Linked DNA regions of Mus musculus: regions 1, 2, 3 and 5 are each linked to region 4. The links are chromatin loops, found by intact Hi-C in ENCODE. Cell type or tissue: heart. All regions are shown on one strand.

The links. Hi-C counts contacts between places; a loop is a spot of excess contacts. Peaks named below come from ENCODE experiments on the same cell type or tissue, not always from the same donor. Only the 100,000 strongest peaks of a DNase experiment are listed, where the experiment ranks them.
Region 1: a loop joins it to region 4, with 2.2 times the contacts of the local background. A loop is called at or near these places in 15 of 42 quality-filtered maps.
Region 2: it touches region 4 in a loop (2.7-fold over the local background); 7 of 42 quality-filtered maps call a loop at or near these places.
Region 3: it touches region 4 in a loop (2.5-fold over the local background); 18 of 42 quality-filtered maps call a loop at or near these places.
Region 5: a loop joins it to region 4, with 2.9 times the contacts of the local background. A loop is called at or near these places in 12 of 42 quality-filtered maps.

What each region holds. Positions count from the first base shown.
Region 1 is chr4:126,145,973-126,150,972 of GRCm38, forward strand. Eva1b (eva-1 homolog B (C. elegans)) reads left to right here and starts at 2,031. Exons shown (of 3, transcript NM_172145.3): 1 at 2,031-2,659; 2 at 2,979-3,073; 3 at 3,264-3,902. The coding sequence starts at 3,007. The coding sequence ends at 3,691. It overlaps Sh3d21 (SH3 domain containing 21), which reads right to left. Exons shown (of 16, transcript NM_001162533.1): 15 at 4,905-4,962; 16 at 4,630-4,824. The coding sequence ends at 4,753. In heart, a CTCF peak has its summit at 2,319; DNase peaks (open chromatin) are centred at 1,869, 1,999, 2,549, 4,469 and 3 weaker places; H3K4me3 peaks cover 4,008 bases; H3K27ac peaks cover 4,928 bases; H3K27me3 peaks cover 570 bases.
Region 2 is chr4:126,307,557-126,312,556 of GRCm38, forward strand. Col8a2 (collagen, type VIII, alpha 2) reads left to right here. Exons shown (of 4, transcript NM_199473.2): 3 at 2,044-2,240; 4 at 2,824-5,000. The coding sequence starts at 2,060. The coding sequence ends at 4,742. Among named protein-coding and RNA genes, the nearest start is that of Adprhl2, 12 kb to the right of the region's middle. In heart, a CTCF peak has its summit at 2,518 (motif pointing left); DNase peaks (open chromatin) are centred at 2,195, 2,525, 2,975, 4,175 and 1 weaker place; H3K4me3 peaks cover 647 bases; H3K27ac peaks cover 589 bases; H3K27me3 peaks cover 1,481 bases.
Region 3 is chr4:126,154,772-126,159,771 of GRCm38, forward strand. All of the region lies in intron 10 of Sh3d21 (SH3 domain containing 21), which reads right to left. Among named protein-coding and RNA genes, the nearest start is that of Sh3d21, 6.1 kb to the right of the region's middle. In heart, CTCF peaks have their summits at 2,074 (motif pointing left) and 2,999 (motif pointing left); a DNase peak (open chromatin) is centred at 680; H3K27ac peaks cover 1,752 bases.
Region 4 is chr4:126,084,045-126,089,044 of GRCm38, forward strand. Oscp1 (organic solute carrier partner 1) reads left to right here. Exons shown (of 10, transcript NM_172701.3): 7 at 349-418; 8 at 2,499-2,638; 9 at 3,662-3,725; 10 at 4,278-5,000. The coding sequence ends at 4,394. Among named protein-coding and RNA genes, the nearest start is that of Lsm10, 10 kb to the right of the region's middle. In heart, a CTCF peak has its summit at 2,107 (motif pointing right); a DNase peak (open chromatin) is centred at 2,167; H3K4me3 peaks cover 300 bases.
Region 5 is chr4:126,256,968-126,261,967 of GRCm38, forward strand. No RefSeq gene overlaps it. Among named protein-coding and RNA genes, the nearest start is that of Trappc3, 2.9 kb to the right of the region's middle. In heart, a CTCF peak has its summit at 2,233; DNase peaks (open chromatin) are centred at 214, 2,744, 3,044, 4,014 and 1 weaker place; H3K4me3 peaks cover 3,649 bases; H3K27ac peaks cover 4,559 bases.

The DNA.
Region 1 (5,000 bases), 62 kb after region 4:
GAGGACGGATCACATCTGATCCAGAGGTGGACACAGAGATGTTAGCTCGGCGATGCAGACTGCGTCGTGGAAGCCCATGTCAAACCCCACAGGATAGCCATGCGGATGTCACAGAGAACAGGTATGTGCCACACAAAGTCAGGTCCAGTCTCCTCACTACATACAGTTGTACAAGCTAAACCGCAGCACACACTAATATGTAAGTGGCTGGCAGGCCATGTTTGTCAACACATTCCCAGTACTAGTTATTCTGTATGTGTTTAAGCCACACATGCCTTGGAGGGACAGGGCTGGCCATGTTCACCCACAGGCATCACTGATGATGTTGAAATGTTGCCTGCTAGAACCCAGAGGGTCCCATCCTTGCTCCTGCCTGGTTTTCCTCTCATCTTGCTGGTCTGCTGTAGAGGAGACCCCTTAATGTATGGGTTCAGGGGCTGAGGCTTTAGACAGACTCCCTTCTCCCTGTTCTCTGGAACTGGGTGACCCACCTATTTCCAGGATGCTAATCTCATCTTGTCTTGCCTGCCTCGAAAACTATCTTCACTCAAAACTATGTCCACACAGCAACTCCCTTCAGACTACCAACTCCTCCTCCTCCTTCTTCACCACCATCACCACCACCCAGACCACTCCTTTCCTGAATATTTGCAACACTGTTCTCTCTGCTTCTACTGTTTGTTCGTTTTGTTTTTTTGTTTTGTTTTTTGGAGACAGGAAGGGATTTGGGTCTACATGGTACATGGTGAATTTTCTGAGATTTTTTTGTAGACCAGGCTGGCCTCCAACTCAGAAATCCGCCTGCCTCTGCCTCCCAAGTTCTGGGATTCAAAGGCGTGCGCCACCACGCCCTGCCCTCTGCTTCCACTCTTGCCCTGCTGTGGCCAAGCCTATCTTGAGCAGCTTCAGGAGTCTTTCCAATGTGTGGCGTGGGGACTGACACTCTCTAACTTAAGCCTCCAGGGGTTATCACTTCACTTCCAATGAAATCCAAGCTCCTGAGTGATCTGCAAATCCTGTGTGGTCTCCGATCAGTTACTTTCCCCTCGAACCTCTCATGCTAGCTCCGTCTCTGCATGCCAGAAACTCCACTCATGCTCCCATCCTACCCTTTGATCCTGCCTTAGACAGGCTCCCCGAGATCCTGGCATGGCTGCCCTCTCCTCAGGACTGAGCTCTTACCTGGGGCGTCTCTGTGAGAGTTACTCAAGATGTTCTCCATCACATTAATGCATTCCACTACCTTCATGACACCTCACAGCCCCTTTGAAGATGCCTGCCTCCTGAGGGCTTGTAACCTCTGACCTCTGCAATTCCTTTTTTTTTTTTTTTTTTTTTTTTTTTGGGTTTTCGAGACAGGGTTTCTCTGTATAGCCCTGGCTGTCCTGGAACTTATGCCACACTAAAATGCTGAGGCAGCATTATATGCAAATAGGTAAGTACGCATGGGCCAACGCATGCTTACAAAGCAGACTAAACACAAAAATACCCAGGTCTGAGCCAGCTTGGTCCTTTCTCCATCTCCTCTTGACCCCTACTTGAACCCAGGCGGGCTTGGAGGAGTCGGGGTCTGCAGCTTGAACAGGGAAGGGGTTAATGGCCTCCAGGCTTCAGGCAGCGCCTACAGCTATGCCTGCAATTTCCTCTGGCCATTCTTTCCCTCCTCCTTCCCAAGATTCCCGCCAAGAAGGCCTCCCCCTCACCCCAGCTCCAGCGTAGGGAGGGGAAGGGGGTTGGCCAGGAGAGTAAGCAGAAAGAAGAGGCCAGCTGCAGATCCCCCCCAGCGCACTTCGGTCCCAGCCTTGAGCCCAGGTGGAAGCACACGTGTGACTCTGGGCAGGTCCGGCTAGCAAAGCAAGCGAGGCTGTTCCCTAGCGCCGAGGCCCCCGCTGGGGTCTGCAATATGCTGGGACCTGGCTCACCGCCGAGTCCGACAATCATTAACCTTGGGTGACCACAGCAGCTGGACACACTCAGCCAGGGCACTGGGAGGAGGGGCTGAGAGATCCCTTCTCCGAGGAAAACCAATAAGGACGCGGGGGTGCCGGCTGCCTCTACTAGGTCTAGGAAGGTCTGGAAGGATGAAGGGGTTTGGACCCGCCTCATCCCAGGAGGAGCCAGGCACAGGAAAGTAGTTTGGAGCCTGCGCGCTAGAGTAAGAGCGTTGTGGGTTCAAATCCTGACCGTGTGGCAAAGGTCTTCAAGATCTTTGACTCAGTTTACTTCATTTGCAAATTGGAGATTTAATGGTAGCCACATTCCAGGGTTGGCTGGCTTAAATGAAGGGATGTCTACGGGAAGCGGGAGGGGAGGTAACCTGCCGCCAGGGGCTCCAGGCCTTAGGGATGTTTAGTAACTAATGTTGTTGTTAGTACTGGCGGGGGCGGACCCTGTGAGCGCCCTCCCCAGCGGCTTCCTGTAGGGGAGCAGGGGCCGCCCCCTCTCCCCTTCCTCCAGGCGCTCTTCCTCCCCGCCTCTCCTCCCCGCCCCGCCCCGTCCCTCCTCTTTCCTCGGAGGAAACTTTCCGCCGGCTGGTCCGTCGCGGTGTCCGGCCGCACCGCCGTGCGAACCTGGTAAGGCGGACGGGGCGGCCCGGCCTGGGTGTATGCGGCCACCGGGGAGACGCCACTGCCGGGGCGAGGCTGCGGGACGCTGACGGGTGAGCGAGCCGGGCCGGCCGAGGCCCCGCGGGTGGAGGGGTGCAGGAGGGAGGTGGAAGGGGAGCCCGAGGCACCGCCTCGCCCTTCCGTGCGCTGGGCCTCGCCTGGGGACCCCACGAGGGGGCGGAGCGTGTGCGCCCTCTCCGCCGCTCCCGGGGATGGAGAGGCGTCTGCGGGGGAACAAGGACTAGCAGAGTCCAGATCTGCGATCCAGTGAGGCGAACCGCTCCCTCGCCCCACCACCACCCCAGGGTGGAGGAGCTACGCGAGGAGCGAGCGCCTTGGGCTCTGGAAGACCTGACCTGGGTGACCTCGCAGGCTGACAGGCGAGCTGCATCCCAGCAGCATGGATGCCCCAAGAAGGGACATGGAGCTACTCAGCAACAGCCTGGCAGCCTATGCGCACATCAGAGGTGAGGGCCAGGCCTGGGGGCACGGAGCCCGTCCATCATAACCCAGGCAGCCCTCCACTCCTAGCTGCTCACCCTGTCCTTGCAGCCCTTCCGTTCCTTGCCCCAAGCCTAGCTAGACCCTGGATCTCTCCCAGATGGGACGACTCCAGCCTGTCAGGGCCCCCTGTGACCTCCGCTCCCTGCTCCCTAGCTAACCCCGAGAGCTTCGGCCTCTACTTCGTGCTTGGCGTCTGCTTCGGCCTGCTGCTGACCCTATGCCTGCTGGTCATCAGCATCTCCTGCGCGCCTCGCTCGCGACCCCGGACCCCTGCTCCGCGCCGGGACCCCCGGAGCAGCACCCTAGAGCCGGAAGACGAGGACGATGAGGAAGATGAGGACACCATGACGAGGCTGGGTCCCGATGACACGCTGCAGGGCCAGGAGCTGTCCACAGAGCCCGACGGGCCCCTTAGTGTCAATGTCTTCACGTCAGCAGAGGAGCTAGAGCGGGCACAGCGGCTGGAGGAGCGTGAACGAATCCTGCGGGAGATCTGGCGCACTGGGCAGCCAGACCTGCTGGGCAGTGGCACGCTCGGGCCCGGAGCCACGGCCACGCTGGGACGAATGCACTATTACTGACACCCGGCCCCTCAGCGTGGGGCCAGAGTACTGGATATGGGACTGCCTCAGGGCCTTCAAAAAACTGCCTCTGCCCCCAAATCTCTTTGGTGCTATTGGGCGTCACATCGCCGCCTGCTAAGCACTCTTCATAGGGCAGGTGTGGGTGGGAAAAGAATGCCAGCTCCCACCTTCTCCCGATAATAATGACCAATGAAAGGTAGTCTTGGCGACTCAGTCTCTCACTGGTTACTACTGCTTTCAGCAGGCCTCCAGGCTCCAGCCCTGCTGCAGGGGAGTTCCAGAGCTGTGGGAGTAACTTATTCCTTTTGCGGGTTGCACCCCCTCTGGGGGTCCAACCAGTGCATGCTTGTGATCACTTCACAGATCAAAGGAACAGACCCAGACACGCCTCTTGCACACAGGGCGGATACTATGAGCATTCCTCACAAATACGGTAGCCGGTGGCCGGAACTAGCCGGTGTTTGGACAAATGTCACCTAGTCCCCAGCACCTATGACCTGCCATAGGATGCCGTCATTGCAATCACAGGGAGGCCTAAGGCTCCAACTTTGATGCAAATTCTATTAGACTTAGTGACTGAGCAGATACTTCTAGGCCAAAAATCATTCCAAGTGACTGGGCACAGGAGTCCCTTTGCGCAGAGGCTAATTGGGAGGAGCTGGGCCCAGAGACGGCTGGCTCCACCCCTTTAGCACACAGCTGGCTCCCTGAATCCAGCCCAGAGTCCAGGCCCCTCCACCCTGCCTCTAGCATAGGGCTGGTCTCCGAAGGAGACTACCCCCACCCCCAACCATCCGGTGGATAAAAATAGCCTTGCACAGGCCTTGAGAATGGTAATGGGAGCCACATGTTGGCCAGATGTGCCCAAGAGAGACTGCCAGGAATGCAGAAGGCAGTGTGCTGGCTGGCCCCGCCCCACAAGGACCAGACTGGCCTGAGTGTTCAGAGTTTTTTTTTTACTTCCATGGAGTTTGTCAAAGTTGTGTGCAAGGACCGGGGTGGCCCAAGCAGGATAGATGTCCCTCCAGGTTGGGTTGAGGTTCGGCCTGAACCTGCTCTCATTCTGTCTGTGTTTCCGTCTGTGTCTCTGCGTGTTTGAAGGATTTCCGGTTCCTCTGCATCATCTGAACCTAGGTGGGAGAGCGTCATCATGGACCAGGGCCTCCAGCTACTTCCCTCCTCCCTCCTGCGTCCGTCCTGTTCCACCCACCTCCGGCGACAGGAGCGTCTCAGTCTTCAGCTCCTCCCAGACATCCCCCATCTTCTGTCTGTGTACAGGGGGTTCAGGGTGAAACGCCGGACCCTT
Region 2 (5,000 bases), 220 kb after region 4:
GGAGGCAGAGGCAGGCGGATTTCTGAGTTCAAGGCTGAATCTGTAGACCAGCTTGGTCTACAGAGTGAGTTCCAGGACAGCCAGGGCTACACAGAGAAACCCTGTCTCGAAAGAAACCAAACCAAAGCAAACTTACCAAACCAAACCAAACCAAAAAAAAAACCAAAAAACAAAAACAAACAACAACAACAACAAAAAAACAAGAAAGAAAGAAAGAAAGAAAGAAAGAAAGAAAGAAAGAAAGAAAGAAAGAAAGAAAGAAGGAGGGAGGGAGGGAGGGAGGGGGAGGGAGGGAGGAAGGAAGGAAGGAAGGAAGGAAGGAAGGAAGGAAGAATTTGTGAAGCTGGGCAGTGGTGGTGCACACCTTTAATCCTATCACTCATATCTGAGTCTGAGGCCAGCCTGGTCTACATACTAATTTCCATGACAGCCAGGGCTCTACACAGAGAAACAAGTAAACAGAAAACCACTTTCTGTCACCTACATGGGGTTACAGAGGGTTGTGAGCTGACACGTGGGTGTTTGGATTGGAACCCGGGTTATCTGGAAGAGCAGTGCTCTAAATACTCAGCCATCTATCTCCCCAGCCTCTATGCCCAGCTATGCCCAGTTTTTTTTTAAATTTATTTTATGTTCATTGGTGTTTTGCCGGCCTGTGTATCTGTGCGAAGGTGTCAGATCCCCTGGATCTGGAGTTACAGACAGATATGAGACAGATTTGGTTGCTGGGAATTGAACCAGGGTCCTCTGGAAGAGAAGCCAAGAGAGCTCTTAACCTCTAAGCCAAACCCGGTTTTAAAAAGCATTTTTTGGAGCTGGGCAGTGGTGGTGCATACTGTTAATCCCAGCACTTAGGAGGCAGAGGCAGGCAGATTTCTGAGTTCGAGGTCAGCCTGGTCTACAGAGTGAGTACCAGGACAGCCAGAGCTACACAGAGCAACCCTGTCTCGAAAAAGCCAAAAAGAAAAAGAAAAACATTTTTGGACGCACCAAGTGGCTCAGCAGGTAAGGGCACTTGCTGGGAAGCCTTATGACTTGAGTTTGATCCCCGGGATCTACATGGCAGAAGGAAAGAACCGACTCATGCAAGTTGTCTGATGACTGCAACATTCATATGTGCCCCTCTCTCAAACACATAAGTAAAATGTAATTTAAAAGACACTTAAAAAAAAAAAAAGTAGTGCATTGTGTGGAGAGCGTGCATACTGTTCTAGCATCCCAGTTAGGTTTGCCTTCATCTGGGGCTGCTATGGATAATGTAATGTCATGGACATTTGCATACAAGATTTGTGTAGACATATTACCCTGTTCTATTTGCCCACACTCCCTCTCTGATGAGTATAGTATTCAAGCTGGCAGAACCCAGCCCTTGTTCTCTGAGCTCAGCTAAGAGCTGTGGGTAGCTGGGACTTGAAGGGCTGTGTAGCTGTCAGAAGGCATTGTGGAGGACAGGGACTTGAAGGATAAATAGAAGATAACTGAGGCTCAGAATCACGAGGCTACTGGGGCCTGGGTGCTGTCCTGTAAGGAGTTCTGGGTGACAGTAAAGGTTACAGGGAGAGGAAAGGAAGGAGGGGCTCAAGATAAGGCATTGGCTTCTGCAAGTATGGAGTCCAGATGGACATCAGCGTGATGGGGAATTGCAAGGAACCAAGACAAGTCCCAGACCTGCCTCCCCTATATCATCTGGGTGCTGGGGTTGGCAGTGACCCCAATACGCCCGTGTGGAGATGAGAATTTACATCTCTGAAGAGCCCCGGTGGTAGGTGGTAATTGGCAGGAAGCTGGCCTGCACATAGGTGGCAGGGCCCTCATCTTGAAAAGGTTTGCTTTGGCAAGGTGTGCGCTGGGGTCGAGGTGCTTCTCAGAAGGGTTCTGTCTGGTCGCTGATCCTCGTCTGGGGGAGACTGGTCAGGTCTGGAAGAGGTTTAGCAGACAATACATACAGACCAGTGACTTTGAGATTTGCTTTTGAATAACAACGATCTGAGCCCGTGGTCCTGGTGGCTGGTTTGGTGACAGCCTTTCTTCTTCTCCCTGCAGCCCATCCACAGACGCCATGCAGGGGGCTCTGATGCCCCTGCCTTCGCTGCTGCTGTTGCTGTTGGGGTGTGGGCCAAGAGTGTCCTCTGGCGGCGGAGCTGGGGGTGCAGCGGGCTATGCCCCGGTAAAGTATGTGCAGCCCATGCAGAAAGGACCCGTGGGACCGCCTTTCCGAGAGGGCAAAGGCCAGTACTTGGGTGAGAGCCTCCCCTACTCTACCGTATCTAAGACCGCTCCTCCCTTACCTAAATCCCTCCAGACACTCCAGACCACAGCTCCTCAGGGTGCAACTGAGATCTTCCCATCTTCATTTAGTCTTACTTCGACTGGTCCAGGGATTCTCAGCTTTACAGGGCCTGAAACTGGCTGTGATTGGCTGGTGCAGGTGGTCTTTATAAGGGGGTGGGGCCGGGCAGGAAGATAGATAGGTAATGAAGCAGCTTGACTGGTCTGTAATGCGGGTTATTGGCGCCGCCTGGTGGTGGGATGGCCATCAGGTCTTGCAGCCATAAATATTCTAAGTTCATTGGGCAAGGCCTGGCTGGGAAGTTGGGTACAGGGAGTTCTGGATGAGGACTCCTGCAATGTTCCCAGGATAGCAACGGGACAGGGACAGCTCTAGACGCCCTCCAATATGGGGGGACAGCTCTGGGAGTGTTCTCTGTGAGCAGATTCTCTGTTCCTCCACAGTACTCTGCACATTGCCATGGGGGATTGGATAGATGAGGTACCCAGCTTCCATTGTCCAGGTCTCTGACTGTCCCCTTCTCTCTCTTTCAGAAATGCCTCTACCGATGCTGCCAATGGACTTGAAAGGAGAGCCAGGTCCCCCTGGGAAGCCGGGACCTCGGGGTCCCCCTGGGCCTCCTGGCTTCCCAGGAAAACCAGGCACTGGAAAACCTGGGGTTCATGGACAGCCAGGCCCTGCTGGCCCCCCTGGCTTCTCCCGAATGGGCAAAGCTGGTCCCCCAGGGCTCCCAGGCAAGGTTGGACCACCAGGGCAGCCAGGGCTACGGGGGGAGCCAGGGATACGAGGGGACCAGGGCCTCCGGGGGCCCCCAGGACCCCCTGGCCTTCCTGGTCCCTCAGGTATTACTGTCCCTGGAAAACCAGGTGCCCAGGGGGCTCCAGGGCCTCCAGGATTTAGGGGGGAGCCAGGACCCCAGGGAGAGCCTGGGCCCCGAGGAGATAGGGGCCTCAAAGGGGATAATGGAGTGGGCCAACCAGGGCTGCCTGGAGCCCCTGGACAGGCAGGTGCCCCTGGGCCCCCTGGGCTGCCCGGTCCAGCTGGCTTGGGCAAACCAGGTTTGGATGGGATACCAGGAGCCCCAGGAGACAAAGGTGATTCTGGCCCCCCTGGGGTTCCAGGTTCTAGGGGAGAGCCAGGAGCTGTGGGTCCAAAAGGCCCTCCTGGGGTAGATGGTGTGGGGATACCAGGGGCAGCAGGGGTGCCAGGGCCACAGGGTCCAGTAGGGGCTAAAGGAGAGCCAGGGCTCCGGGGCCCCCCTGGCCTGATAGGCCCTGTTGGCTATGGGATGCCAGGAAAACCAGGACCTAAGGGAGACAGGGGCCCAGTTGGGGCCCCAGGGCTCTTAGGAGACAGAGGTGAGCCAGGAGAGGATGGGAAGCCAGGGGAGCAGGGTCCACAGGGACTTGGGGGTCCACCTGGCCTTCCTGGGTCTGCAGGGCTTCCTGGTAGACGTGGGCCCCCTGGGTCAAAGGGAGAGGTAGGACCTGGAGGTCCCCCAGGAGTGCCTGGCATTCGAGGAGACCAAGGGCCTAATGGCCTGGCTGGGAAGCCTGGGCTCCCTGGTGAGAGGGGACTTCCTGGGGCCCATGGACCCCCTGGACCGACTGGGCCTAAGGGTGAGCCAGGTTTTACAGGTCGCCCTGGAGGGCCAGGGGTGGCAGGAGCCCTAGGACAGAAAGGTGACTTGGGGCTTCCTGGGCAGCCTGGCTTGAGGGGTCCCTCTGGAATCCCAGGGCTCCAGGGCCCAGCTGGCCCTATTGGGCCTCAGGGTCTGCCAGGCCTGAAGGGTGAACCGGGCCTTCCAGGGCCTCCTGGAGAGGGAAAAGTAGGGGAGCCTGGCTCTGCTGGTCCCACAGGGCCCCCTGGAGTCCCTGGCTCCCCAGGACTCACAGGTCCTCCTGGGCCCCCTGGGCCTCCTGGGCCTCCTGGTGCCCCCGGAGCCCTGGATGAGACTGGTATCGCAGGCTTGCATCTGCCCAATGGTGGCGTGGAGGGAGCTGTACTGGGCAAAGGAGGCAAGCCACAGTTTGGGCTCGGTGAGCTGTCAGCCCACGCCACTCCAGCCTTTACTGCAGTGCTCACTTCCCCCTTCCCTGCCTCAGGCATGCCGGTTAGGTTTGACCGGACTCTCTACAATGGCCACAGCGGCTACAACCCAGCCACTGGCATCTTCACCTGCCCCGTGGGAGGGGTCTACTACTTTGCATACCATGTGCATGTCAAGGGCACCAATGTGTGGGTAGCCCTGTACAAGAACAATGTGCCGGCCACCTACACGTACGACGAATACAAGAAGGGCTACCTGGACCAGGCTTCGGGAGGGGCTGTGCTCCAGCTGCGGCCCAATGACCAGGTGTGGGTGCAGATGCCCTCAGATCAGGCCAATGGTCTCTACTCCACCGAGTACATCCATTCGTCCTTCTCAGGATTCTTGCTCTGTCCCACATAACCCGTGGGGGGGCCCCTGCTGCCCTGGCCTCCTCCTCTTTAGCGATAGAGAGACCTTTCCAGTTACAGAGATTTCCATCGGAAGGAAAGAACCAAAAAGCTGAACAGGGGCAGCGGCGGCCTTCTTCTTGCCCCGAGAAGACTGACCTGCTTTCTGTAGGCTGAAGTTGTTTCTGGAAGAGGGTGGCCTAGTTTCCTTTCCCCCAGGTGTACTGTGGGGGTTGTCCCTCTGTTCTGGACCTGCCTGGTCTGCAGGCAG
Region 3 (5,000 bases), 71 kb after region 4:
TCATATACTCCTTAGGATGGTTTTCCTAAAGAGGAAAAGAGGTTAGGAGAGGGTCTGGAGACATGGCTCAGGAGTTAAGAGCACTGGCTGCTCTTCCAAAGGATCTGGGTTTGATTCCCAGCAACCACATGACAGCTCACAACCATCTGTAATTCCACTTCTAAGGGATCCAACACCCTCTTCTGGCCTCATGTACCAGACACAAACCTGGTGCAAAGATATGCACGCAAAGAAAACACTTGCAAAATAAAATCATCAAAGCAATTAAAAAAGAGGACAGTAGACATGCACAGATAGAGCTGGGTGCCTTTAACTCCAGCACTCAGGAGACAGAGGCAGGGGGATCTCGGAGGTTGAGGTCACCCTGGTCTACAGAGCAAGTCCCAGAACAACCAGAGCTACATATTGAGACCCTGTCATGAAAAAAAAAAAGTCCATAAATAGAGGAGGAAGGCCAGAGTGGCATCCTGCTTTCGTTTCTGTCACTGTGACAAATGCCTTGATAAAGAACACAAGCAACGGGGGAAGGGCTTGTTCAGTTTCCCATTCCAGGTTACAGTTTATTACTGCGAGGAAGTTAAAGCAGGAAATGTCAATCTGCAGACAAGAGCAGAGAGAAAATAAACACACAGATCCTTCTTGCTGTCAGCCAGCTCTGTTCTTAGGCTGTTCCCAGCTCCCATGCCTAGGAACAGCGTTACCCACAATGCACTGGGTCTTTCTATGTCAATTAACAATGAAGACCCAGCACAGGTAGGAAAATGGGTAACTCTGCTCAGGTTCCTGAGCTTGGGGCCAGTGATGTGGGGCAGGGTCCCAGGTTCTGCTCCCTCCGCTTAACAACACAGGCTGCAAGCTCAGTCACCCCGTGTCACCTTTCCTTGAGATGGCCAGGTGGCTGGGAGGAGTTGGTGTCCACTGGCTGCTGGCAGAAACGAAATCAAATCCTACTGGAAGTCTTTCTTTCCTAAGGCCTACAAGGTTCCCACAGCTAAGCTGAAGTCATAAGCTCATAAAGGAAGGAGACACACACACAGAGGCAGCCCACCGTGAGCAGAGGCACACACACAGAGCAGAGCACACACACAGAACAGAGCACACACACAGAGGAAGCCCACTGTGAGCAGAGGCACACACACAGAGCAGAGCACACACACAGAGTAGAGCACACACACAGAGCAGAGCACACACACAGAGGCAGCCCACTGTGAGCAGAGACACACACACAAAGCAGAGCACACACATAGAGCAGAGCACACACACAGAGGCAGACTACCATGAGCAGAGTCCACAGGCCCAGCCCAACACACACTGAAATCATCGGAGGGGCTGTCAGGAAGAACCATCAAAGCAAAGCAAACAAAGAGACTGACTACAGAAGACAGCATTCCTGGAAAAATACACAGTGCAAGCCCATGACCTGCTTGTGTATAGACAGATTTATGCACACATCATACGCATTAAACAGCAGAGTAAACATTACAGCTAGAAGCTAGAGAGAGAATTACTAAATGAGAAGTCAGGGAGCAGGAAGGCTGGGGGGCGGGGGCAGGGAAGGGGAAGATGGCAGACATTCGAACCAATATTCTCAGTGAAGTAGTACCTAAGTCCTCTCCCAGAAAGGCAGCTATGAGGAAAAGACAAGAACATATCCGTGTTCCAGACACCATCCAGGGCATAACTGGAGAAGAGTCTGAGCTTGATGTTCCTCCCTATGAGTGCATCCCTTCCCCTGGCTTGGTCCACAGAATGGATATGCAGTGCAAGGTTGGGGGGGGGGGCGTGAGAAACAGCAACTTCACAGCAGCGAAAGCAGCCGCTCATGTGACACCCCAAACACAGCCAACACAAGAGTAGAAATATGGTACACTTCACTGGAACACAAAACTCTATGCATCAAAGGACAATTTTAACAAAGGATGACTGGGGGCTGGAGAGATGGCTCTGCAGTTACAAGCACCAGCAGCGGCTGCTCTGCCAGAGGACAAGGCTTCAATTCCCAGCATCTCCGTGGTGGCTCACAATCACCTGTAACTCCAGTTGTAGGGGAGATCCAACGCCCTCTTGTGGCCTCCAGAGGTACTGCATGCATGTGCTGCGCAGACATACAGATACAAATACCAGCACGCTGGGAAGCAGAGGCAGGAGGATCTCTGTGAATTCCAGGCCAGCCTGGTCTACAGAGCAAGTTCCAGGACAGCCAGGGCTACATAGTGAGGCCCTGTCTCAGAAGAAGAATGACAATAAAATGAAAAGACATTTCACTGGCTAGGAAAGTTTTACACGATGATCGATGTATTTATCACAGTCACCATCACATCACCACCATTATCATCACCATCATCACCTTTGGTGTTCTGGGGGTTTGAAGCTAAGGCCTGCCTCATGCTTGCCAGGCATGGGCTCTATCACACGGCTATAGCCCCAGCTACCGTCTCATCTAGAACATAAAGAACTCCTGTAACTCAGTAGTAAAGAACACAGTCCAACTGGACAGAGGCAGAAAACACGGAAAACTTTCTGACACTCTTAAGCTCCAAAGGAACACAAAGCAAAACCACAAGATGCCCTCCCATCTGCCTGCATGGTTCTAATGAAGGCATTAACAAGTACGGGTAGACTGTGGGGAATCTAAGATCTTCATGCACTGCTGGGGGAAGGCAAGGAGGACCATGAGTTCAAGGCTATCCTGGCCTTTAATCCCAGCACTCGGGAGGCAGAGGTTGGATCTCTACAAATTGAGTTCCAGGACAGCCAGGGCTACATAAAGAAATCCTGTGTCCAGAGGGAAAAAAAGTTGAACATTCTATCACCTCTCTGTTTTCTGGCTACGATCAGGTGCGACACTGAACATTCAGGGCTGGGGAGCTAGGACACTGGTTAAGAGCACTGGCTGTCCTAGAGGACCAGGCACAGTTTCTAGTATACACACAGTGGTTCACAACCATCCGTAACTACAGTAGCAGGGGATCCTGATGCCCTCTTATGGCCTCTGTGGGCACTGCACAAAGCAAAACCACAAGATGCCCGCCCTCCCATCTGCCTGCGTCACACAGACATACATTTGGTGTAAATAAAACTAAGTATTGAGTCATGTTTTCAAATACTAGATATGGCCATTTAGGGTAATCGTCCCAACTTATAAAATCTTACCTTATCAATTTTTTTCTATCCAAGAATTCTATTTTACTTGATATCCTTTGGTTTTGCTTATTAAACAATAGCTTTGTATTGCTAATATTTGAGATAAACATTCAAAGTTTATTATATGTGGAAGCAAAGAATATCAAGTAGATACTCTGTTCAGAGTCCTTGGATGTGGACTTTGACATCTTTTACAAAGCTTCTAGGCGCTTGTCCTTTATCCAGGAGTCTGACAGAACAAACGGCCAACTAACTATAGTGGCCTTATCAAGTTCTACAGAGCTCTGGCTGATACGTGGTCCAGCCAGTTGTACAGCTGCATGTAGCTCATGTTCATACCGATGGAAACATCACATAAATGTCCTTGCAGAGGACCCAGGCTTGGGTCCCAGCACCAACATGCTGTCTTAAGCTATCTCTAAGTTCCAGTGGGTCTAGTACCCTTTTTGGCTACCAAAAGGACCAGGTACACAGGTGACACAGACATACATGAGGTAAGACATTCATACACATAAAATAAAAACAGGTAAGCCTACAAAAAAAAGTTTCTGTCATGTAACTGTCTCTTAATGTTTCCCACAAAGTTGCACAGTTATTACCCCCTGTGTTCTAGATCTTTGCCAACCCCTTTACCATGACCCCTTAGATGAATCCTCTTCTGAGACAATCTAACTGCTGCTCACCCTTCGGTCAGCCTTGAAGCAGTAACGGAGGCCGACTCCCAAACTCTCACATGCCATTTGAGTGACCTCTAAAAGGGGGCTGGGCATTGTTTTGGGGCCTAGAACTGAAACAGCTGGACAGCCTTGTAGACATCAGTTAACAGAGCAACATGTCTGCAAAGAGCCTCAGAGGGTGTTCCACTCAGCCTCAGCTCCCTGGCTGCTACAGTGCGACATCTGGGCCCTCCTCCCGCACCAGCAAACCCTAACTGGTATAAGATGGAGCCCAGAGACAGGGACCAGGACAAATCCAACCACAAGCCTCCTCCTCCTGATTTCTCCCCTCCTTCACCTCTCCCTTTGAATTCCTCGTTATTCTCATCCCGGGCTTTACCCTATCTTTTTAAAGATTTATTTATTTATTTATTTATTTATTTATTATATGTAAGTACACTGTAGCTGTCTTCAGACACTCCAGAAGAGGGCATCAGATTTCATTATGGATGGTTGTGAGCCTCCATGTGGTTTCTGGGATTTGAACTCAGGACCCTCAGAAGAGCAGTCAGCGCTCTTAACCACTGAGCCATATCACCAGCCCTACCCTATCTTTTAAAGGTTTTTTTACTCACTGGCTTTTACCCTATGCCCAAACTTCTATGTGAACTCCCCAAAGAGCTCTCTGCAACAGCTCCATTTGTTCCCAACACAGCTGCAAAAAATATACAGCATCTAAAAATCTGTACAGAAACTGGCTGAAAGGGACCTTCATCCCTTCCCCCTCAGGCCAGATACAGGTCTTTCCATTTTCCTCCTGTTCCCTTCCTCTGATGCTGGGAAGCTCTCTGCTACCCGTGAGAGCCCATTTGGGTGCAGCAGTCCTGGCGATGGGACCTGCCCCGCACCCCCCCCCCCGCCACCCCATCACTCTGAATCTATTCCATGCCCACTTCCTCTCTAAGAATTGCTCTGTCTCTCCCACCTCAGCTCCTCCCTTCCTCAACAGTGTCAGAAAATCTCTCAGTCCCACTCTGTAACCAACCGCGCTGCTTCTGGCTCCCTGAGAATCATTTTCCAAGTCTCTTCAGAAATACAGGCTGGCAGTTGCCCAATTCGTCAAAGCTGATGAGCAAGCTAAGATTCTCCTGCTGCTATGAGACCAGAGGACGTCCCTCTTCAGTGGACCCAGACTACCCC
Region 4 (5,000 bases):
ACAGAATGCACGTCGGAGCCGTGACGTGACATTCAAGCGCTAAGGCTCCCTGGCAAAAGATACAGAATCTTAAGTAACCGTGGAGGAGAAGTAGCCAGTGTCCCTTTGCTGCGGAGGGCCACACCACCTCCCTGTGATACTTTCTGTGTCCGCAGTGCTGTTCCTTCTGGGGCCTTTTCTCAGGGAAGAAGCAAACTGGGAGCTTCTTTTCCCAACTCAGTTGTGTTCTGAACTCACAGCATCTTTCTGGCTGCCTTTTACTATCTGAGAATAATAGCAGTGTGCCCACCAATTAGGAGGGAGTCAGCGACCTGGCTGGGTCACAGCACTGTTTTCTGTTGGTGCCAGGTACAGTGCGAGTCGTCCTGTGGAAACCCACATGTCTGCAACATCCAAGAACGCAGCCTCCAGGGCACAGGTGAGCTGCTGCTCTCTCCCTCTCCTCCTTGATTCTTTCCCCACACTGCCCCGGGGCGGGGCGGGGCGGGGCTTTGGCTTTCAAAGCTAGTTAACTTTCCCCTCAGCCTTACATGTACCCAGATTTCTAACTGTGGCTTTGCTCAGAGCTTTCCAGTGATCTGACTAATTAGGTAATATGGGGACTGGTTCATTACAATTAAATAGGAGCCAAATACCAGGACATGGCAAATAGCTTTGTAACAGAGCCGAGAGGCCTGTGGCTGCTGGATCCAACATGCATGCAGATACATGCATGCAGATGAAAATGTCAAAGCATCCCTTGTCAAAAGTGCTTCCTGGTCGTCAGGACCTTCTACCTTCCTTTAAAATGAGGTTTTCATCCCTCTGAGTTCCGTATGCGCAAACTCTGGGACAAACCATGGACTGTTCAGTTATTGAGTGTTCATGGAACCAAGTCCCAAGGTGTTGGGTACCAGCTTGGCGTCGATGTGGTCCCACCCCGAAGAGGCTTTTGGTTCTCTGGGAAGGACAATGGTAGAAACGAACAGCGAGATGGAAAGACACTGACAGCTTACGCCAGAAGACCGTGCGCTCTGTCCTCTGGGGTGGGAGCAGGGGGCAAGGGAACACAATGGTTTTCAGGGGCAGCGGCACGGAAATAGGGCTCCGGAGTAAGCAAGACACCGCATAGCAGGGGAGGAGAAGTGGGTGCCAGCCGTGGTGGTGGGATGAGCACAGGCAAAACAAGGAAAACAGTATCCTTTCTGGAGCGGCAGCGAGTCTCCACATAGCTCCATCTTCTCGCCGCAGAAGCAGGCGGCAGAGGCTTTACTGGACAGGACGACACCGGGGCCTGATTAGAGAAGGTTGTAACTCCTTTTTTGTTTGTTTGGTTGGTTGGTTGGTTTGGTTTGGTTTGGTTTAATTTGGGTTGGGTTTTTTGGTTTTTCAAGACAGAATTTCTCTGAGTAACTCCTGGAACTCTCTCTGTAGACCAGACTAGCCTCAAACTCACAGAGATCCACCTGCCTCTGCACCCCACCCCACCTCCAGCGCTGGGATTGAAGGCATGCGCCACCATTGAGCTCCATTTTCTCCTTTTTCATTTTTTTAAGATTTATTTATTTTATAAATGTGAATACACTGTAGCTGTCTTCAGCCACACCAGAAGAGGGCATCGGATCCCATTACAGATGGTTGTGAGCCACCATGTGGTTGGTGGGAATTGAACTCAGGACCTCTGGAAGAGGTCCTCTTAAACACTGAGCCATCTCTTCAGGCCTCCATTTTGTTTTTTGGGGTTTGTTGTTGTTTTTTTTTTTTTTTTAGTTTTGGTTTTTGGTTTTTGGTTTTTCGAGACAGGGTTTCTCTGTATAGCCCTGGCTGTCCTGGAACTCACTTTGTAGACCAGGCTGGCCTTGAACTCAGAAATTCACCTGCCTCTGCCTCCTGAGTGCTGGGATTAAAGGCATGCCCCACCACGCCCGGCTTCCATTTTGTTCTTTATGCGGTAGTCAGGGGACTTTGTTTCAAGCAAGACAGAAATAAGAGAGTGTGTTTTCAGTAACTGACAGTAGTGAATTGACAGTAGTGAAGAGTAGAGCCCAGATCCACGTAAGAAGGTAAAGTCTAGAAAGGGTGGTGAGAGAGGAACGGCCTACTGTGTTCCTGGATGTCACCACCAGAGGGCAGTATGGGAGTTCCTCCAGAATGGTACCCACTGAGCTGCAGGCCTGACAGGAGCCGCCTGGCAGAGGGAACTGGACCTGACTGAAGAGGAAGCAGGGCCCTTCTCTCCTCCCGAGGAGGAAGATAGTCTGAGAAGTGTGGTCCCTGGGGCATTCCACTAAGCTTCAGAGTTGAAAGTCTGTGGTTTGCTTCTTTGCTGGAGTCCCACTGCTGCTGAGCTTGCTTTATTATTCCGGCTAAGCTTGCTTTCTGTGCATTAGTTGTACCCAGAAATAATTTAAGCTGTTATTATTTTTGCTTTGTTGTATAATTCTTCCCTGCGTCTCTGGGGTCTTGGCAGGAAATGTGTTTGCCCTGTGTGGCTACAAATCACACCGTTGTTTCTACAGGAAAACATTGTTCCAAACCCTCTTGCCAAAGAAGAGCTGAATTTCTTGGCCAGGCTAATGGGAGGGATGGAGATCAAGAAGCCGAGTGGCCCTGAACCAGGATTCCGACTGAATCTGTTTACGACCGATGAGGAAGAGGAGTATGCGTTAAGCCTGCTTGTCTGTCTGTCTGTCTTTCTTTTCTCTTTTTTCCTTTGTCTTTTTTTTTTTTTTTTTTTTTTTGGACAGGGTTTCATATAACCCAGATGGCCTCAAATTCACTATGTAGCCTTAAAGTCCTGATCCTCCTGCCTCTGCTTCCGAGGTGCTGGGATTACAGGTGTGTGCCTCCGCACTCCATTTATATGAGATCAAATCCAGGGCTTTTGTGTATGTTGGGTCTAGTACCCCACAAACCAAGACAGTTCCCCAGTCCTAAACCCGTTCTTTAAAGATATATAATGCATTCTTGTCCCTGTGGCTTAGATGGAGTGTAAATACACATATAAACCCCTACGTGGGATAAGAACACAGACACGACAACTGCAGACCAATACACACAAGCACAGATGCAAAAGTCACCAGTGACCAGCAATCCATGCTGCCCTGAATACAGACTCCCTGGGGCTTCCTGAAGTCACTCCCCCAAAAGCTCTAAAAGGAAGCTAAACAAGAAGTGTTAGGATGTGTTAGGAGATGACTGGACTGAGCTGGCAAGATGGCTCATCAGTTAAAGGCCCTAAGACCAGGACCTGCATTCCAGCTCCGGGACAGAGGGAGAACCGACGCTCACAGGTCATCCCCGACTCCCACGTGCCTGCCATGGCACGCGGGCACACACTCATGAACACACACAGATATGGAGTGTAGGACCCCCAGCTGTCCCCAAGTCATTTAAACTGACGGACCACAGATGTCTTAGTGGAGGCTGATTTGCACTCTGGATTGGAGGGGCCTCCATGTGACCTGGGCCTCAGAACTTGCTGAGAGAAGAGAGGGAGAGTGTTGGCAGATAAGCAAAAACATGTGACTTTCTGAAATATAAGGATGGGGGGGGGGTGTGAAAGGGCAGAAGGAGACACAGAGAAAACAGGTGTCCATGTTCTCATGAGGTGGCTCACCGTACTAGGAAGAGGAATCATGAACCGTGTAACCTTAGGCCTGTCTCTTCCTGCCTCCTGTAGACACGCAGCACTGTCCAGGCCGGAGGAGTTGTCCTATGAAGTCATCAGCATACAGGCTACACAGGTATGTGAGGGGCCTCACGGGCTCTGGACCTATCCTCCTCAGCACTATCCTCCTTGGAAAACTTTTGCTCTTCAAGCATGGAGATGGCTCAGTGGTTAAGAGCAGTGCTCAGCACCCATATGGTGGCTCACAACCATCTGTAACTGCAGTTACAGGGGATCTGTGGGCACTAGACATACAGATGATGCACACACATACATGAAGATAAAACACTCATACACAGAAAATAAAAAGAAACCTTCATGAAAATTGGGCAGTGGTGGTGCACGCCTTTACTTCTATTTTACTTGGGAAGCAGAAGCAGGCAGCTATTTGAGTTCAAGGCCAGCCTGATCTACAGAGCAAGTTCCAGAACAGCCAGGGCTACACTGAGAAACCTGTCTCAAAAAACAAACAAACAAACAAAACAAGCCAAAAGATCATCAAAAGCACCCTATTCTGTTTTTCCCAAAGCTGAACCCTTGATGGCATGATAATTTAAGTACTTCCTGCCCCAGAAAGGACACGCCCCTGCAGACGTCTCCTTTTCTCCTCTCTCCACACTTCCCACAGGACCAGCAACGGAATGAGGAGTTGGCCCGGATCATGGGTGAGTTTGAGATCACAGAGCAGCTGGAGCAGAACACCAGTAAGGGAGACGACTTGCTGGCCATGATGGACAGGTTATAGATGCAGATGGGCACGCCCTAGCCCTCCCTCAAGAGACTGCCTTAGACCACCCTGGACACGGATGGCTGGGGATCTCATGTGCCCCTGCTGGATTCCAACCAAGGCCTGCACCTTCTAGTCCATTTTTAAGTCAGAAAAAAACTGTGACGACCTCTCGGAGAGCATCCATTTCTGAAGCCACACACATTTCTGTATTTTCAGCAAAATATATTCTTGCTCTTAACCCAGACCTTCCCCATTATTCTCAACTCAATGATGACTATGGGCGCCTCCTGGGCCATTGCGGGTTTTCCACAGCGTCTTTCCTGCAGGGACCAGCGTCCTATGCGTGCCTGTAAGGACAAAAGAGCAACACCTGAAAACACAGGAGGGGGATCCAGGCCATTCTGGCTGCATAACAAGATAGATCTTTTAAAAAACCAAAACCAAAACAAAACAAAAAAAAGTTTGGGGACTCGGGGAGTAAATGCACTAGCCATGTACACTTGGTGACAGAAATTCGATTCCTAGAACCTACATGTCAAAAACCTGCTTTGGGGACTAAAGAAATGGCTCAGTGGTTAAGAGCACTGGCTGTTCTATCAGAGGACCTGGGTTCAATTCCTG
Region 5 (5,000 bases), 170 kb after region 4:
CCTACCTTCATCAGAAGACCCCCATCCCCCGCCCCCACATCTCTCCAGAAGGATTTTTCTTTCCTACGGCTCGTCGCGATAAAGAGTAGTAAGCCTCACTTCACCCTCCTCCCCGAAAATACTCGGGGCTCTGGAGTGGGCTCTCCTATCTCCTGTTTCAATGCCCGCCCGCTGAGGTGAGGGCTTCGAGCCAAGTCGGGCTTGGCTTCGGACAGGGTGCAGGGAGCTTGCTGGGAAGGTGGATCGATAGTAGAGGTACTGGTGCAGAGAGGACCAGACTGGAGGGAGGAAGGAGGGGCCGCTGGGCTCTGCCTATCCTAGCCCTGCTCTTTGTCCTGACCTGGAGGTCATTTCTCTAGTTGTCCACAGATTAGGGCCAGGGAGGCACTGTCTCCCTGTCTCTCCTTCCCCTTCCTAACCACTGGACCCTCCTTCCTTAGAGCACCTCCACAGAACAGTCATTCCAAGGGAGAGGGCAGGGAGTACGATTCAGGGAAAGGGAGAAGTTTCAGGCAACCTAGCAGCAGTTTCTATCCCAGTAGTAAGTAACTGGCGCTTTGAACCCTGGGGGGAGGGGGGAGGGAAGATTCGCCCGAGGTGGAGGCTGAGTGACTTTAGAAAAGGATGGTGCTAAAGGCCAGCAACGAGAGTGACACGTCTCCTGAAACTCTAAAGTTGATAAACAGCAGTAGTGATGTGGGGGTGCAGTGCAGCCCACAGTGGCTGCCTAGCGTGCACTAAGCCCTGGGCTCGGATTTCCAGCACTACATCAAGCAGGCGTGATGGCACAGGCGTGATGGCACAGGCCGGCAATCTCGGCACTTGGAAGGTGGAGGCTGGAGGATCAGACTTTCAAGACAGGCTTCAGGGGGAAAAACAGCTTGGTGGGTAAAGGTGCTTTCAGCCAAACCTGATGATCTGAGTTGGATTCCTGGGACCCACATGGTAGAAGAGAACGAATTTCTGCAAGTTGCTCTCTGATCTCTGCACTCCTATGTAGAATTAAGAATGTACTTCATCCCGGGAGGCAGGTTTCTGAGTTCAAGGCTAATCTGGTCTGCGGATTGAGTTCCAAGACAGCCAGGGCTACACAGAGAAACCAACACACAAACACACACACACACACACACACACACACATAAATAAATAAATAAATAAACAAACAAAAGAAAAAATATATTTAGATTGGGACTCACTGTGTAGCCCTGGCTGGCCTGTAACTCACCCAGTGTACCAGAATGGCCTCCAATTCACAGAGATCCACCTTCTTTCTCCCTGGTGCTAGAATTAAAGGCACATGCCACCAATTTTTAAAAGTAAGGAATATAATAAAACTCCCTTTAAATAGTATTATAATATTTAAATAGTATTTATAATAATAAATAAAAACCCCTGGTTATGGGGCAATTTTGAGGGCAATTGGGATGTATGAGATATGCTTCACAATAAATAAAAAAATTAAATTAAATGGTGCCATGAAGTATTTTGAGGGTCATTGTAAAGATTAAGTAAGACAATGGAAATGAAGTACTTAGCATAGGGCCTGGTATATAGGAAGTGCTGAGTACATATGATGATGACGATGATGGGAACTCAGATATAAAAGAGGATGAAGATGACATTCCATATTTGCTGTTAGTCATCCCATCTGCAGGATGAGGTGATCACATGGATACTAGAGTCCATGGCTGTCTCTTGTGAATCCAGAGGTCTAAGGTTTACATTGTCCAGAGCTGGGCATAGGCTCGTACTGAGCCCTGCAGAGAACCCAACAAGGGACCAGCTGCTTGGGCTGGTTTTCCTCCTACCTCCCAGTCCTGGGATAAAAAAATGGGAGTGGTGAGATTCCCACAGTGGGGAGAGTTCAGGAATAAAGAGGGACAGTGGATTTAAAGGAGCCTAAGAGCAAGAGATTCCAACCTGGGAAAGATATGAAAACTGGAAATCTGCACTTGTGTCTGATCATCTAGGACTGGCTTTGGGGAGTTCTCTGAACTGGGCAGGGGTAGCTCAGGTGTGTGGTGGTTGGCTGCATCTTCAGTCCTCCACCAAAGGCATGTTTGCATTTACACAGGCACTCTGGAGGGCATTTTGGTCAGTGTTTAAGGACACTTTTTTTGTTACAACCGAGGGTGCTATTGGCATCCAGTGAATGTGAGACAAGAATATGGCTTTAAAAAATCCTACAACCCTGTCACAACAGAAAATTCACGGACACAGAATGCCTGAGGTACCAAAGTTGAGGAACCCTGGCCTCAGCCTTTAGTACTGCAGAGCAGCTGGGTATCTGAGAGGTAGCCAATGGGAGGGGCAGGTTTCCTGGCCAGCAACAGCTAGAGCATTCTGGCACAGCTGAAGGGCCTATATGGAGCCTGGGAGAATGCCTTTTGGGGAGCCAGGGCAGTGCTACAGCCCTATAATGCGTTTGGAGTAGGCAGGCAGAATAGACACTTCTCTTTTCTCCCTGTAACTGACCAGGAGCTCCAGCCCAGCAACTGATGATTAACAGATTTATTTATTTGTTTGCTATTTATTTATTTAGAAAAGACTGGTGCCTTTATGTTTAAGGGTATGAGGGGGCTCCACATGCCTTCTCAAAGAAAGTGCAATCATGGGTATGTGTAACATCTGGGCTGAAACCCCAAGAGGATATCCTGCCCATTCAGCTCGAGGCAGGGAACTTTGTCGGCCTCAGCTGCCCGGGGCAGTCTCCTCCCCCTCCACGGAAATAGACAAGAGCGAGTGAATCGTTAGTTTCTCCACCAGGCTGGGCTGGGGTTGGGGAAATTCCCTGACTGAAGATCAGGATGATGTCCCCTTGCAAATCGTCCTAGAAGGAAGGCAGGAGCCAAAACGCTCCCAATCGCCTAGTTTTGATGGGGCAGAGCCCAGGATGAACCCACCCAGTACTGAAGAAAACGGTTAGGAGATTTAACTCAGATACAAATCTCAGGACTAGGGCCTGGGATGCTGCCTCCACCCCCACAAAGTAGGAAGTGGGAGGAGCCTTTTGGGGGGCAGCGGAAAGTGCAGCCACCAGATTCTCACTCCCGCTCCACCCCCACCGCACAGCACAAAGAAGAGGAGGGGCTGTGACTTAGACTGCCTCTTAGCCTCTAGGGCCCGCGGCTTGAGACTGGGACTGGGAAAAGTCCTTCAGGGTAGTAGTGACCAGCTGCCTCTTTCTCTCCTTACAGCTCTTGAGGAGGAAGGGAAGAGCAGAAGTTCCTAGGCAGGAGGAACTAAAAATCTGTACTACAGAGGTCAAGCCTTTGGGTGTCTTAGAGGAAGTCTTTTTTCAAGCTCCTACTAGGGATGAGAAACAACTGGTCCTGGGGTCTCTTCTCCAATTTCCTTTTTTTTTTCCTTCTTCCTTCCTTCCTTCCTTCCTTTCTCTTTTTTTTTTTTTTTTTTTTTTTGAGACCGGGCTTCTTGTAGCCCAGGCTGGACTTGTACACGCTGTTTGACTGAGAATGACCTTGAATTTCTTACGTTCCACTCTTACTGCCTTCTTTTCTAGGGAACAGGAGATGAGGGTCGGGAGGGATATCTGGTTTCCTAAAAGTCTTACTCCCTACAGGTGGTAGAGAGGGAGAGGGAGGGGCTGGAATTCAAAATTGAAGGGAGAAGTCCAAGAACTTGGGGCCTGCTGTGTAGGGAGTTCTGTCTTGTTTGTGCTGGAGATGAGACCCAGGGCCTTGCCCATACAAAGCATGCGCTCTACTCCTGATCCCTGACAGCCACCCCAAGGAGTTTTCAGGTTGCAGTCTGAGCAAGGATGAGACCTTACAGATCAATACATGTGCCCCGCCCCCACCCTTAATTCAAAACTGATGACTCGGAGAACTGTCCCAAAGAAAAGGCAGGGCCAAGTTCGGGAATCAGAGGCAGAGAGGGGGGATAATGAGTCCGTGAGAAGTCAAGGAGAGGCTCCACCTCCAGTCTGTCCAGAACCGCCCTGCCTGACAGCAGGCTGGGTGGGGTCAGGCGGCTGCCTGTGACTGTGACTCAGGTTTCTGTGGGCAGCCAAGGCAGCCGGCAGGGAGGAGCCCAGACCGACTGACAGGCTGGCCAACTGCTGTTTTCACCTCAGCTGTCCCCTCTCCTGGGAATGAAGGAGGCTCTGGACTAGCCTCACTGCTACTCTCCCAAGGCTACAGACTTCTGTCTTCTTCTTCTGCTCCCTTCTAGAGACCCTCATGCAGCCTCCTGAGGTCGTGCCACAGGATGGAGAGTCAGGGATCTCTGCCTCTAGGGAGGCCCCGGAATGTCTGTACTACAGGGAGAAGGCTATAATAATGATTGGTCCTATAACCTCAGGGAAAGACTGGGAGAAACCCTTGCCCCCCTCCAGCCTTCTCCTAGCCTAGCTGGCTCAGTATCTGGACAGAGCAGTTGTCATGGTGAAGGCCGGGTGGTACACAACAGTATATAGTTGCTGCAGAGACAGACAAGCAGGCTGAAGCGAGGAGACCTGAATTCCAAGCACAGTGCCCACAGGGCTGACCACTAAGGAGAGACGGCCGGAGCCAAATCCAAAGGGCTGTGGTCAGTGATGACAGGGCTTTGCCTCTGTGAAGGGTAAGAAGGGTTTGGTCAGCTAGCACATTCCTCAACGATTGTTGGGCTGTGTTTGGATCTGTTGGACTGTCTTGATAGTGTAGCTCGAAGGGAATCACATTTCCTCTGTGCCTTTTCTGTGCCCACGATCTGTGCTCATGTCTCATTAATATTTACAGCAACTGAAAGAACTTCAGCATCTGGCCTCAGATGGCAAGCCTGGGATTAGAACTCGGCACTGAGTGCCACCACAGCCGGCATCTTGGTTTTTCTGGGAACTAGGCAGGGTAGCTGTTCTAGAGAAGGGACGGTAAGTGATTTGGATTTGTTAAAAAGGCCACAAGTGTAAGGATGCAGGGCTTGGCTGTGTTTGGGGTTTGGGAACAGATGGCAGTTGAAAGAGAAAGCCGTTAACTATCCTGACATAGAATATGTGGTCA